Linked DNA regions of Homo sapiens: region 1 is linked to region 2. The links are chromatin loops, found by intact Hi-C in ENCODE. Cell type or tissue: GM12878. All regions are shown on one strand. Links, peaks and the distances in the headings refer to the core of each region. The heading gives the core; the rest is flanking DNA.

Region 1 (7,759 bases), core at 1,170-6,169, 740 kb before region 2:
GGCAGCACAACCCCCTTACTATTCCCAGAACATGCTTTCTTTTCTACAACCAGGCTGAATCGTATCCTCACTTTGCCTGTAACTCTCTCATTTCATTCGGACTCTCATCTTTCTTTGTATACCTTTTCTCTCTGGGCTGGCATACAATGAGCTAGGAGTAACTAGTGGCAGACAAATGTTATATATAGGAAGGGGCTTAAAAGCCAAGCTAGCCATTTTGTCTTATAGTAATGGATAGGTTTCTAAGTAGAGACAAGTCGATGTGAGCAATATTTTAGAAGGGTTTGCATGGCCATGGCATAACATGGTTTAGAAGCTGGGTATGAAAGTCACCTAGGATGCTATGTTGGTGATGTATACATTCTGCCTCCCATAGAACTGTGCAGGCTATATTTTGAGGGAGCAACCAGCCCAAAGTGGGCGTCTGGCCCCCGGTGGAGGAAGAGTATCTGCATACCCCCACTATAGTTCTGATAATGACTGAGAACCAGGCAAGGCCTTGGAGGAGAGGCTTAACTTGCAGCTCACTCAGTCCTCCTGAGAAGAGCCTGGAATTACTTAGCAATCAGGGAAATTTGGCCAACATGGCAGATGGGCAGGAGCAACACTCCTGCTTGGCCTGAGGTTGAAAATGAGGTAGGCTGCCATCGTGCTGAGCAGGGACAGGGAAAGCAGAAGCTCACAGGAAGGATGCAGTAAAAGCTGCCAAGGTGAATGTCAAGCAGGGCTAACAGAGTTCCGGAAACCTGAGCCAGCAAGAAGTGATAAGTAGACACAAGGTTCCCTGCAGAACCCTGGCAGATAGAAGAGTGTTATCAGGAAATACCCTTTTCTCACCATGGTGGGGAAATTTGTTACTTGTCTGGTCCAGATATTTCAAAAGCTGGTTCCCTGAAGGCATAATCCAAATTAAGACATCAAGTGATGGCAACTCTGCAACACTTCTGTTGAGCAGATAAATAGGCTCCAAAATGATTTTCAGATACCTGGGAGATAGTGCAGAGAAGTGGGGGTCAGAAGACCTGGCCCTAGCTCAGCTCATCCCTCCATGTTTTTGTGACTTTGAGCAAGCCATTGAACTGGCTGGACCTCAGTTGCCTAATGTATAAAAGAGGTAGTAGAAGAGGCCAGCTAAATCATCTCTAAAATTTCTTTCATTTTGCAATTCAAAACATTGTGATTAAATGTGTGTGTTTTAAAGAAATTAGCAAATTTAAAGTGATGGGAATATCCAAATCACTGTTAGTAGGAACAAAAATTAGTACAACTCATTTGGAAAGCAATTTGGCAATCTATGTTAAGAGCCATTCTATGTTCATAGCCATTGACTCAATAATTTCTTTCCTAGAAAACTATTCCAAAAAGTTTTCTGAAATTCAGAAAGAAAACAATGTGCTTTGTATTATAATTTTTTTTTTTTTTTTGAGATGGAGTCTCGCTCTGTTGCCCATGCTGGGGTGCAGTGGTGTGATCCTGCTCACTTCAACCTCTGCCTCCCAGGTTCAAGCAATTCTTCTGCCTCAGCCTCCTGAGTAGCTGGAACTGCAGGTGTGCTGCACCATGCCCGGCTAATTTTTGTATTTTTAGTAGAGATGGGGTTTCACCATATTGGCCAGGCTGGTCTCATACTCCTGACCTGGTGATCTGCCCACCTCAGCCTCCCATAGTGCTGGGATTACAGGCATGAGCCACCACACCTGCCCTGTACTATGATTTATTTTAAGAGCAAAAATTGTCCAGCAATTGGGGGACAATGATTCATTGACATTCCAAATGGTAGATATTTTTTAGTCATTAAAAAGTAATTATCAAGGCATATTAAATGATGATTTTAAGTAGTAAATAGGGAAATTATTGAATAGGGAAATGTTTATGTTATAATATTTAGTTTTAAAAAAGCAGGATTCCAAGACTAAGATCTCAATGATTTAAAAAGGCATAAACAGACCACAGGAAAATATTAATTTTAAATGTTTGAGAGTATTGATTTAATTTTTTCTCATTGTTCTGTAATATTCTAATAAACATATTACTTTTATTATGATAAAAACTGAAATAAGTCAAGTTTGTGATTACTAGTTGGTCATATATATTAAGAAGCTGTCAGAAAAAAATAGAAATCACCACAATTATAGAACTTCATTTGTTAATATAGAATGAAATTATGTACCATGCAGCTCAGTGGTTGATGGGTTACTGGAAAGCTTCCTGTACTCATAGTCAAAAGCTCTTGATATAAGTTGTAGTTCTTACATAGCCTAGTTGTATGGTCTTGAATAAGTTAGTCCCATCTCTGAATCTTAGGAATGTTATCTGTAAAATAGAAATTAAAAAACATTTATTGAATATCTACCATGTGCTAAATATTTGTGATATGAAATAGTGATATCAATATCACTATTTATTAGCAAAATATGATTTTGCTAATATTTATTAGCAATCATATTTATTAGCAATCATATTTATTAGCAAATCATTTATTAGCAATCATATTTATTAGCAAAATATGATTCATGCTAATAAAAGATTCATCAATAAAAGACACATCAGTAGATGTCTTCACTGAGTCTTTGAACTTGAGCGATGAGTGGGTGTCAGTAATATGACACTTTAGCTAGAGGAAACAGCAAATCCATTATCAGGGACCTCCTCTTGAAATGTTTCATGCAGGGAGGTGGCCTGGCAGCACGGAATAACAGAAAGACCATGGGCATGGTGTCATTGGTCTGTGTTCAAATCCTGACTTAGTCTCTTACTAGCTGTGTGACCTTGGGGAAGTTGCTCAACCTCTCTGTGCCTCAATTTTCTTCACCTTAAAGTGGGGATTCTATTACTTATTTCTCATGAGTATTGTGTGTAGAGACAACTTTTGTAAAGTACTTGATAAAGCAGTGATCCATGTCTTCAACAATTATGTATTGAACGCCCAGTATGTGTTACATGTGGCCACAGAGGCTGAGAATAAACAATAACCAGACAACTTCCTGTGATCTTCCATTTAAAATATGTATTATTATCACTCATAATATAATACTGTTATTGGAAAGAAGTTCTCAGGATTTTCTATGCACCACATTGTCCCATCAGTTTTCATTACTGCTGTGATTTTCATATCAGATCATGGGGGAGGGAGGTAGAGATCACATGCTGATGGAAAATGGCCCACCCGGATACCCTGCTATGCCCTTCCGCCTTCCTGCCGCACTGAGCCTCACTGAGGGGAGAACAGATGTTCCACTGATTGGCTGGGGTGAGGAGGATGGGATACCGCAGTGGCCTCTGGGAAGTGGGATGCTCACAAACCCCTTCTAGCCAAGGATGGCTGTCACCCTGCCCAGAACTGGGGAGGTGGAGGAAGAAATAAGAGCCAGGCAGCAAACTCCTTCCAGAGGGCTCCTTTGAAAAGTGGGGCGGGGGAATAATTATGGCAAATGTTTGAGCAGCCACAGGAGGAGGTGAAGGGGAAGGAGGGGTTGGTGGAGGGGAGAGTCTGGTTAATTATGGAACAGATGCCCAGCAGCACCTTGGGGTGAATGCATTAAGAAGGGGGAACTGTCATCTCATTCTCCCTCTCAGATTTATTCACAGTCTCCTGCGGCACCCAGCTGGGGCTGGTTTAGTGTGGGTTTTGCCTCAGTTGGAGAGATCTGCAAGTTCAAAGCCTTCTCCTTATTTCCAAATGGGATCTCCCTCCAGCCTTCTCTCTCTTCCTTCCCCACTCCGCCTCCCCATTGTGACTCTCCGCACACCCCGCTGTGCTGCCTCTGCCTGCAGATGCTTTCATTGTTTTGCCTGTACTGGTTCAGGAAAGTGGCCTCCCGACCTTCAGGCAAATAGGAGGAGAGGGCTGAGGCTTCTAGGCATCCTCTGCCTTCCCCTGTCTCCCCTCTGCTCCTTGGCCTGGCCATGGCTGGGAGCCAAGTCCAGCCAGCAGGGTCTTCTCGCAGAGGGTGCCTGAGGGAAGGCTTCAAAGCCGAGCATGGTAGACCTGGGGCTTCTGCTTGCAGCCCAGAGATATGTAAATCAGGTAGCAGGGACACAAAGAGCAGAGGCCCATATTCTAACAGTTTGGCTTACAGTACTGTTCGCTATGCAGATACTGCATGGTTTGCACCCTGGCCACATGGTCTTGGGGCCTGAGGCAGAGAGTAGAAAACAAGGCTGGGCCTGGGTTGTCCTGGGTTCTCCTTTCCTGCCCTTCAGTGTCTTTCCCACACCTTTCCTGACTGCATTCTCTCAGGCTGCCGAATGGAGTTAAAACCTAAAAATCAAAAGAGGGAAATGACTTGTATGTCACCTGCTTTCCTCCCCTCAGCATTTTCAAATATGACTCACCTCCCCAGGGGCCCAGCTCAATCCACCTCTGCTATGAAAAATACTCCACCTCCGCAGCACCTCTCAGCCCTGTCTCAGCTTTATTTGTCCCTAAGTAAGCACTGGCTTATCTGCTAACACTTTCATCAGAAGATCCTTTCTCTCTCTGGCTAAATGGTAAATTTCTGAAAAAAACTATCCCCACTTCAGAGCCCACCCTGACACATGGTAGATATGGTGCTCTGGGCACACATCCTGCCCTATTTTGTACTTGTTCACCCTATGCGGGACGTTTATGGTTGGTCAGCAAAGTAAAAATGCCCTTAGTTATCAGGGAAGTCTATAATCTCTAGCACGAGCATAAAGAAAAAGTGGATGGGGAGATAAACAGGTGATAATTTTTCCTATATAAATAAAATGATTGAATACTGTTAGGATTCAATAAGTTTATTGATTACTGGTGGCAATCCATACAGGTCTACAGCAACCTCAGTTCTTGCCTCCTCAGAAGAAAGAATTCGACTGAGGGGAATAAAGCAGAAAAAGAGATCAAGGCAAGTTTCAGAGCAGGAGTGGAAGTTTATTAAAAAGCTTTAGAGCAGGGGATAAACAAAGTACACTCGGAAAAGACCCAATTGGGCACTTTGGAGGTCAAGTGTAGCGTTTGACCTTCTGACTTGGGGTTTTATATATTGGCATACTTCCAGGGTATAGTGTCCCTTTTCCCATGATTCTTCCCTTAGGGTGGACCGCCTGCATGTGCAATGTCCTCCTTGTGCTTGGGAGGTGAGCATGCACAGTGTGTTTGAGGAGGTGTACGCATGCTCACCTGAGGCTTTCTTCCCTTTTCCGGTGGAGTGCCCCCAGAAGGTCTTGTGCTGCCGTATCGTCTGTTAATGCGCATGCTCGAGCTCACTCGCCCAACTCCTGAAAGCTGCCGATCAACAGTTACCGGTGTTTTTTTTATCTGTATAGGGAGACTGCCTTTCTCTGACGCTGGCTGTCACCAATTATTATTTTATAGAGATAGTTAACAACCGCCTGACCAGCACCTGATGGTCACCTGACTTTCCTGGTGTGGGTATGGAGGAGCCCTTTCCTGCCCTCCTCATAGGCTGGCTAGCTACCTGCTATAACAATACTGTGAGTAATTCAAAGCAGACAACACAAATGAACTCACTGGAAATGAAGCACATAATGCATTCTTGGCTCTATCCTTGTTCTGTCATTATTCTCCTAATTTCAAGATATGGGTTATCAATGGGATTCAGAAGTGACCTTCGAAGTTACTTAGTCCAATGTCCTACCCAAAAGATAGTTTTCTGACTTAGCAAAAGCTAAGGTAAAATGCTAAAGCAGTTTGTACGCAGAAACACATAAGGAATGTGAAATTGGTGTGAGACATTTGTCATGCTGTGGAGAAAGAGCAGGGTCTGAAACAATGGGATTTGTCTGGCACCACACTCTGAGATCCATAACCTTCCATGAGAGCATTTAAAGCAGGGATTGCAAATTGGCTCCTGAAGGGTTGATACCTGCCTGCTGGGGTGTTTGGTTTGGCCTGCATATAATTTATTAATTTTTAAATATCAGTCAACATCTGTAATTCAGGAAAGTTCACCTAAAACAAATCAGAATTTGAGGTTTTTTTTTTTTTTTTTCCTTAATGGAAGATCTGGAAATAACAGTCCTGCCATTGTACTTGGAAGCAATTAGCTAAAGGAATTTCCTTTAGATCTGGGATAAGCTTTAGGTTTACCACAGTCCTCACCACTCCCTATTAACTCTTTGTCACTAATGTCAGGTGCAAGTTGCCACTTACCCTTATGCCTGTCTTAAAATTTTTTCTCCTCCCTTTCTTCCTTCGTTTCCTCCTTCTTTCCATTCCTTCCTTCTTTGAATCCTTTTTTCTTTTTTTTAAAGTAAAAATGGGACAATAAAAGTTAGATTAATATTATATATTCTTCCAAATGCTACTGCATGCATCTTGTGCTTTCTCTCTATACCACTTGTATTCATATTACTTATTTCATGCCTGCCTTTGCCTCTGGCCTGTGAATTCCTAGTGGTAGGGAACTGCTTGTCTTGCTCATACCCCGTACCTGGTGCTGTGCCTAACAGTCCACATTGAATATATAACTGAACAGCAGGTTAGTTGCTTGCTGCATGCAGAGTCCAGTGAACAAGAGCAAGGTGTGGTATAAAAAAGTGATTTATTCTGAAGCTAGCCCAGGGGAAGAGACACAGATGTCCTGCCTTAAATGTGCCACTTTGCTTTTGGAGCATAAAGTGGGCACTTTTATAAGGTGGAGGAGGAAGCGAGCAAGGACAGGGTGTCCCCATGCTAGCTTGATGCCTTATCTATTGGGCAGTTGAGCTGGCACCTTCCTGGGAAGAAATAAGTTGTAAAAGTGGCCAAGTGGGCATGCTTTCAACATGCCCTCCTGGTGGGTGAAAGTCCTGCGGCACCCCCCTGGAGGGTGAGAGTTCGATGGTGGGTACGCTTTGTTCTGCAAATCGACTGTCAACTCCAGAGGAGAGATCTCTCTTGGAGCACAGAGTTAGATGAACTTGCCCTATAGGGAATATCTGGTGAAGGTGAGGTGAAAGGGTATATTGGCATTTCTAAAGGGCTAAGTAGGAAGCAGAGAACAGGGCGAAAGGGGAAAGGAGAAAAGAAGAGATAATAATTTTTAAAAAAGTAACTCATTCATTTTTTCTTAGAAAAAAATGGGGGCACTTGGTTATAAATATATATTGTTGAACTGCTGTTATATTCTCTTACTCTTACCTACAAGTAGAGTAATGAGATATCTCATCAGTCAGAATGGACTAAACAAGATAACAAGATGAGTGGGATCCAAAAATTCAACAATATACATGTGGGTAATTGGGAGGTAATGAAAACAGTGCTTTTCAGTTGGTCTGTACTGTCACAAGGAGCCGAATGGAGAAAGTCTAAATGGTTACAAATCAGTCACTTCCTCACTGCCTCTTCCCACCAGAAGATAAGAAATTCACCTGCCTCTGTTTGAGAATGGGGATTAGGCACAGCATGGGAGCCAGTCATTAATCGAAATGTCTGAATACCCGTTATCACAGCAAATGCTTCCTCGGGACCCACAATCAAAGGCTTTTAGTGGATACTGAAATTCTGGCTGGTAGTTGTGGAATCAAAACCCTGCATTGTGACTGGCTGTTTTTGAGGTGCTCCTACAAATGCTGCAGCTAACATTATGCAATTCTCTGTGTTGTTTTGTTGCTGTCTCCTTCACTTGCTTTTAAGCCTGAGACTCAGAACTTTATCTCCTGCCCCTAACAGAGTGCTGTCCCTGGGCACCTGCTCAGAAACACTTGCTCCTTTGTCCAGTGTAAACTGTCTTGAAGAAGTCATTCTCCTGAGACTCAGAACTTTATCTCCAGCCCCTAGCAGAGTGATGTCCCT
Region 2 (7,759 bases), core at 1,118-6,117:
GACTATAAGCTCAAGTGCATTTGAGATATTTTTGGGCAAAAGTGTCTCCACACAGTGGACACTTGGTAAGACCAATATGTATTAATAGCCAGAGATCGTTCAGGACCGAGGATAGCCATTCATCAAAAACTATGTCTTCTGCTGGGTGTTAGTTGTGTATTCTCTGCCCAGTGTGTATGGGGAAGAATATGTGTATCCACCCTCCCTGGAACTGCTCAGCGCTGGCTGCATACGCACAGGGTGAGCCCACCTGAAGAGTCACTCTGTGCTTCCATTTCATCTTGTCGATGAGTTCATTTTTGCAGTGGCTTATAACCAGAAGCCAGTTTTGCACTCCCAGCATGTATTTGGCAATGTATGCAGACATTTTTGGTTGTCACACTGGGGAAGTCCTACCTGCCAAATAATAGATAAGGTACACACTTAAATTTGAATTTTCAATAAACAACAAATAATTTTTAGTATATCTCAAATATCGCATGGAACATATTTCTACTAAGAAATTAGTCATAGTTTATCTGAAATTCAAATTTAACTGGACGTCTTGGATTTTTATTGGCTCATTCTGACAATCTTATGTTAATAACGCAGTAGGTGGAGGCTATGGAGGTTGCTAAACATTTTACAGAGCACAGGTCAATAAAGATTTATCTGACCCAACCTGTCAATAGTGATGAGATTGAGAAATTCTGAATTATTGTAATACTTTATATGGTAACATAGTACATAGTCATGCAAAAAGCAATATGGATTTCAGGAGAAAACTGATGGCACTTATAAAAAATTACTTCTATGGTAGGAGTTACATTTGCAACAAGGAAACAGAATAATTTAGCAGAAGCTAAATAATAACTTAAAAATCAATTATCTTGTTGGATCACTGAATCTTTGAAGCTGTGTGCACCTCCCTAGGTCCTCCATCATTTGATTTATTTTACAAGGACAGCGAGCCCCTTCTTTCATGAAAGTCTGGCATACAGTGTATATCTAATTGATTATTGTTGATTGATTCAATGAATAAAAACAAACACTTTCTTGTATTGAGAAACTATTAAGTACTAACCTTTCACACATATTGCTTCCAGTTCAAACAAGGAGAGTATTATACCAATTTTTCATATAGAGAGACTGAGACTTACATTACAATATGCCAGAAGTTATAGCACTAGTGCAGGGCAAAGGTGGGATTTGGGGAGAGGATGTTTCTTCCCTAAGGTTTCTATGCTTTCCCCGCCACAAACAGAAGACCCAGGCAGCAAAAGATCTGTAATAGGGGAAACATTCTTCCCTCTATGAGGATCCTGTATCAGATCTTCAGGTTGTTGGCTCTCCCACAAACATTTCTTCCATGAATGTATTTCTGTTCTTTCCCCATTTCTCAGTAATGAAACAGTGACTGCATATCCCTTTGGAGGTAGGTGGATCTATTTCCAAAGCTCTACCTGCTGGGAGACATCCACAACCTTCTCATGCTGCTTCTGTCAATCGTCTGGTGAGCACACCAGGATGGGCACAGAAGGGACAGCTGTTACAGTCTTGGGCTCCTGGGAAGCCTGGCAGAGGTTTACCCTGCCTACAGACACTCCAATTTAGTAGCAATCATTGAACATTTTTACCCTAATAAATTTAAAAATAAAGAAGTTTGCATCATTTATTTTAAATTTGTGGGTAGGATTTCACACTATAGTCATTTGTGTTTGCTGATGAGTGGAATGGCTTCCACCTTTTATGCTACTGTGCAGTCTGAAGAAACCCAGGTTGGCATCTGCTCTTGTCACATGGTGGAGTTCGCAGGTCTCCAAGGAGACTCATGGTCTCTTAGGATGAAGGAAAGAGAAGAAATGCAGCATCCTGAGTCCTGGGCAACAGTTTTGTGGCCAAGCATCATGGCCACTTGTCTCATTAGGCAAATATTAGTTATTCCTCATATCCATCTTTTTCCCCAGATCACTAAGTCAGAAATTGTTAGTTGTATTCATTATTACACTTCCCTCAGCATACTACACTCTCTTATACATAGCGAACATTGAGTGTATTAGCACTTGGAGTTTATACAGCCTATTTTGCAGAAGTTTGTCCCCTCCATTACCAAAAGTCTTATCATCTTCTTGCCTTTCACATCTATGTAAGGGTAGAACATCTTGTTACAGATTTTTTTTTGTGTGTGTATGTGTGTATAATATTATACACACTTTTAGGCTTCTACATTCATGTATGCTGTCATCTGGTTCTTAAACCAAAATTATAAAGTAATATTTCCATTTTGAAGATGAAGGAACAGAAACTTGGTGTATAAACAGGCACATCCCCAAGCTACAATAGTTTATAAGAGGCAGGATCAATTTGGAGCCTATCATCTCTTGACTTCTTCCCAAGGGATTTTTCTTCTCTGCTTTGTAGCTCATGAACACTTAGAAGGACCCTCAAATGTTGCTTCACCATTATGGATCTTAATATCTAAAATCAGACTGTGTGTTTTTTAAGCCAACAAGCATATAGCTAGGCACAAAAGAGAGATCCAATTTTATTTTCCTCTAATTTCTGGTTTTGCATCCTCTAACTGAAATATATAGTTTAAACAGATTCAAAGAAATTGTTTGACCAGAGGAAGTTGGTTTTAAAGTGAGAATAAGAGAACCAGAAGGAATTAAGAATTCATACTTGCTTTTCTTTCTGAGATGAAGACAGGCTATCTGGGTCTTTGTCCTGCTTTGAGCATTGGTTGTCAGTGAAGGTTATCATCTTGCCATACTCAGAGTGGCTCATAGATTCAAAAACTGCCCTAGTTCAAGGGGACTGGGGGAAGGGAGCAGAATACTTGAGTTATTTACCAAGGACACTGGTCAAACTTTAATAGGAGTCATAATGCAACTGAGCACCACCTTATAATCAAGCAACTCTATTCTATTTGGGCATATCCCTGGATCTATTGGGGGTAGGGTGACTGGAAATATACTTAACCTGCTTATGCCATCATATGGGCACGCTGCTTTTCTACCAAATCTTTGGAAGGCGTCTTACAGTTGCATGGCTGGGAGAAGTGTCACAGACTGCACCACTGGGACAGCTAATGTCAGACACAAATCTGTGTATCAGCTTTAAAGCTGCCAGTGTAGCGCTATGTGTCAACTATTCGAGTCCACAAATTCTTGGCATAAATGCCAATAAGTCAAAATCAAATCTGCGTTATGAGGCGCACAGATTGCCTGCCTGGTAGAGCACACATGCTCATTCAGTTATGTGTGAATAAGAAGCCACTTGATCTATTAATTATGCTTCAGAATCAACGTGAAGCTCTAGGTAAGTGGCTGGTAGCAGATGAATAGATGGCTCATAGAGTGAAGTATAGTAATTGTCTTGAGGTTCTTGATGTGCAATTTAGTAAACTGAAATATGGTATTTTTCAGCCTAATAACAGAAAATCCTCTATCTGTGCCGAAGGGTGGCAGTTGCATGAGTCACTCTCATGTTCAGTAAAACAAAAAGGCAACTCAACCAATTAGAAAGCTTGGATGATACATTGCCACATGCTAATGCTATTAATAGGATGACTGCACATAAGCTGTGACTGAAACTGTATAGTGAAGTCTTCTAATGGCAGTTACCGATAGTGAGAAAGGGTAGTATATGTGTAAACCCAATTCATATTTACTTTATGTACAATGCAAGTTGATGGAAGAAGAAAAACTTAGTTCTAATGGGCAGTGCATTTTATTTAAGGCACTATCATTCCTCACTAATATCAGGGGCTTAAGAATGTGTGTGTGTGTAGGTGAGGGGAAAACTTGTTGCAATACTCCTGCTGCTAATGCCTTTGTCTGTGATCCCATGCTCCACTTATGGGTGGTACATTATTTACTTTGGTGTGTTCCTGTCTACTCAAAAAATGCAGTGAAGTTCATTTTGGTTTATAGAAAGAAAGACCAAGAAAATAAAATATGGAAAGACCATAAAGTTGACTTCCATCTTCCACTTTTTTTCAGGATTGGAATCGAACTATGCAATACCAATAGCATCCTGTTTCTGGCAAAAAGGAGGAAGAATATAATGTTATGTCCCTTTAGGATCTTCTTCCAATCTTATACAGATGTTATTTTTCTTTGCAATGGAAGCTGTTTACCTTTCATTCATTCCTCTGTGGTGAAGCCAGGGCCAGTACTAGGCTAATCTGAGAAGTGATGAAATTAGACTTTCCCCTCTGTTCTTCTTTGGAATGTCCATCAGGGCTTTCACTGTGGGATGAGATATGTTGCAGGCACTGACCACAGGTACACTCCCAATATCTGTGTGATCATGGTTCAGTCATTTTCATTCTAAACCTAAATATCCTTAACTATGAAATGAAAGAATGACATGCCCATTCATAACAGAGGGTTATTGTATCAATGATTTCTGACTTGGACCATACGGAATCTCATGGAATGTAGAGGGGACGATGCAGATATAGTTTGAAGAAAGCACATCAGATGGTTCTAACATGTACTTCCTCATCCTCGAATGACCTGAGTCAGTGGTTCTCACAGTGTGGGACCAATGGGAGCTTGTAAAAATGCAAATCTTGAATCAGAAACTCTGAGGGTGAGACCTAGCAATCCATATTTTAATCTCTATATTATTTATATTTTCATGAATAATCACAACAAAGTTTGAGGACCACTGGCCTGGATGTGGATCCAAGAATGTGGTCACCTAACCACCTGCATCAGTATCACCAGGAGCTTATTACAGATGAAAATTCCTGGAACAAAACCAAGCCCTGCTAAATCATAATATCTGGGACTAAAGCCCAGGGATCAATGTTTTGACAAACTTCAGGAAATTCTAAAACCTGTTCATACTTACAACACAAAGTTAGTCTAGAACCACTGTTCCAGAAAAGTGATTGTTAAAACTAAGTGCACATTAAAATCGCGTGTGAGAGTTTTTAAACAATACCAATATCTGGGCTCCAACCACAGGCCAATTACCTAGATTCTAATTTCCAGTCAGGATTAAAAATTACTAGACTAGATTATTTTTAAGACCCCTTTCAGATTCAGGTTCCATGATTTTTGCAATTTTGTGTTGTTTCCTAAATGCGTATTTTAATTCTCAATTCATAGCATGCTTTTCAATCCACACCATAGTTGATTTGTACCACACAGTACCCTACCTACTGGTAAATTCACGATAGGCTGGTAAATTGTCATCGGCTAAATCCAGCACCATTTACAATACTATGAGCTAAAAACAACAGGTGCAGCCTGAGAAGCTCATCTCTAAAGCCATACCTTCAGAAAACTTGGTCCAAATAGATCTCAACTCCTATACCCAAGGCATCCTCGTCTTTCTATTGCTGTGTTGAATGACACTAGCCTTCAGGTTTCATTTACTTGAATACTATTTGCAACAGAATTAGGATGATGATTATTATTATTATTATTGAGACAGGGTCTCACTCTGTTGCCCAGGCTGGAGTGCAGAAGTGTGATCATAGCTCACTACAGCCTTGAACTCCTGGGCTCAAGGGATTCTCCCACCTTGGCTTCCAAGTAGCTAGGACCACACGTGTGCTCTACCATACCTGGCTAATTTTTTAAAGTGGTTTTTTTTTTTGTAGAGGTGGAGGTCTTGCTACAGTGCCTGGCCTGGTTTCCAACTCCTGGTCTCAGGTGATCCTCCTGCCTTGGCCTCCCAAATCGCTGAGATTACAGGTGTGAGCCACCACACCTAGCCTCAGATTTGTAATTATTTTCCTTGCTGCTTCCAATGTTTTTAAAAGCATAAGTCAGTGGGCAGCAGGTTTTGGAGGTCAGACCCTTAGGAGTTATTTCCTGCAGCTTCCAGAGCCCCATCCTAATAATGAACACCTGTACTAGGCTTAGTCAAATTGATACTGTTTGCCAGTAAACTCTGGTTTTCAAGGAAACTGAAACCAGAGGAGCCCTAATAATACATGTTTTTAACCTGAGGTTTGGGCTTGAGCCAATGGCATCAGAGAGCAGCTCAAATGAGCTGTTGCAAGGAAGGTTTATCTGAAAAATAGTTAATGAAAGACTTTGAGAGCTGCAGGGATGTCTGACAGATTGGCAACTCACTTTGAGAAAGAGACTATTTCCCGTTCCAAGTCCCAGACACACAGCCTGCGGGTAAGTCATCAGAAGTAAAATAAACGGGGAAATGGGAGAGGGGAAAAACAGTACCCTGTAACATCTATCAACTGTACAAGCCAAAGCTACTGATGAAGTTAAATAGACAACAATCCTTTGTGTTTATTTTCTGTTCAGTGAAGTTGCTAACCTGAGCTTTCAGAGGACTAACACCACAATTAAAGGCAAGCAGATTCAGGGGAACACAGTGAAAGGTAGATCAAGAGTATTTTTATGTTTAGATTGAAATTTACTATTGGCTAGGAAAGGAGGTGTTTATTGTGTCTAAAGACAATAATACTATTATCCACCCAGCAATTATGGTCACAAGACCACTCAAACAAGTAGTGGGTTGTTTTGGTTGGAGAGAAAAAACCAAGGCTCTGTTTGCGGTATTGCTCGGTATGTGGGTTTGGTTTTTTTTGTAGTTTAGTGGGCTGTGGGCTTTTGCAGCCACCCTCAAAAGGATGAAGAGACTTTTAAACAGCTTCGGGGTTGGTAACAGGAGTCCCTTGGTCCCTTCAGGGAAACCAAAGATACTCAGGCCAATAATTTAATCAGGAGAAGATTTATCAGTTGGAGTGACACAGTTTTAAAGGTGCAAACTCTCTGTGTGATTCTAAGCAGATATGAAGTCCAGCTGAGAAGCCAGTCAAACTGATACTTCTCGGGTTTCTCTACCCAGCTATTCTGAGCCTGAGATCTGCCTTCTTCTTACTCTGGCAAATCAGAACCAATGTTATTCTCCCAGATTTGGGGCATCACATCTATTACGGGTCATGGCTCCTCCTGAAGTCAAAGGCCCTTCATTTCCATCTTCTACATGGATTCCTGCCTGGTTATCTACTCTTCCATTTAATGCAACCTATTCTACAATCCAGAGCTCAACCTATTCCACAACCCAGAGCTCTCTGGCCTCTCACAGAATAGGTAAGATTTCTAAACCTTTCCACAGATTCACATAAGTCAGGATATACCTTTAGATAGAAAACGTTAAGCCTCAGGCCACCCTCCCTGCTGAGTTCTAGTCAGAACTCAGAGGCCAGCTTTCAGTGTATTCTGAGGAAGGAAAAGGGAAACAGACTATCAAATGCAAACACTAATACTGACGCTGATGGGTTGTATGATTCCAGGCAAACTGTAAATCTTTCCTGGGGTTCTCTATGTATTTCCCGTTAAAGCAGAAAAGAAAATAAATGCCTCCCTATTCTGCATGTTATTTGGGCAATAAAGTGCTACTGATTTGTGAACTTCAATAATAATAAAATAACACTGGAAAAACCTGCACCACACCCCCCCCCCACCCCGCCCTGAAAAGACTTCAAACATTTGATGAAGCTTCAAGCAAATTAGAAAAATAAAAAAATCAACAATTTGAGCTCCTCCTAATTTTCCTGACAATCAATTTTCTCATAGGATGCTTATTTTCAGCTTTACAATCTGCCAACTAGCTCCTCCAAACCTCATTTGTGACCCCTTTATGGGGGAAACCTAGAGGTTAATTAACAGATGACTGTTAGTTCCTGAAAGTCGCCCTGTGATTTAGTCCCGAGGTGGCCTGAGCATCTCCATCCCTTGTTAGGAAAAGGCTCTCTGGTTCAATATTAATTTCTGTAGCTTTTACAACTCTC

Evidence for each region. Peaks named below come from ENCODE experiments on the same cell type or tissue, not always from the same donor. Only the 100,000 strongest peaks of a DNase experiment are listed, where the experiment ranks them.
Region 1: it touches region 2 in a loop (2.4-fold over the local background); 3 of 110 quality-filtered maps call a loop at or near these places.

Annotation. Positions count from the first base shown.
Region 1 is chr18:51,651,237-51,658,995 of GRCh38, forward strand. LOC105372120 (a long non-coding RNA gene) reads right to left here and starts at 5,197. Exons shown (of 3, transcript XR_935472.3): 1 at 5,144-5,197; 2 at 2,171-2,313. RefSeq lists enhancers at 3,202-4,040, 3,806-3,985. In GM12878, for the core only: no CTCF peak of the experiment used is centred there; a DNase peak (open chromatin) is centred at 4,235; H3K27ac peaks cover 639 bases.
Region 2 is chr18:52,388,862-52,396,620 of GRCh38, forward strand. The region is part of intron 1 of DCC (DCC netrin 1 receptor); the gene reads left to right. Among named protein-coding and RNA genes, the nearest start is that of DCC, 53 kb to the left of the region's middle. In GM12878, for the core only: no CTCF peak of the experiment used is centred there; DNase peaks (open chromatin) are centred at 3,530 and 5,950; H3K4me3 peaks cover 280 bases; H3K27ac peaks cover 251 bases.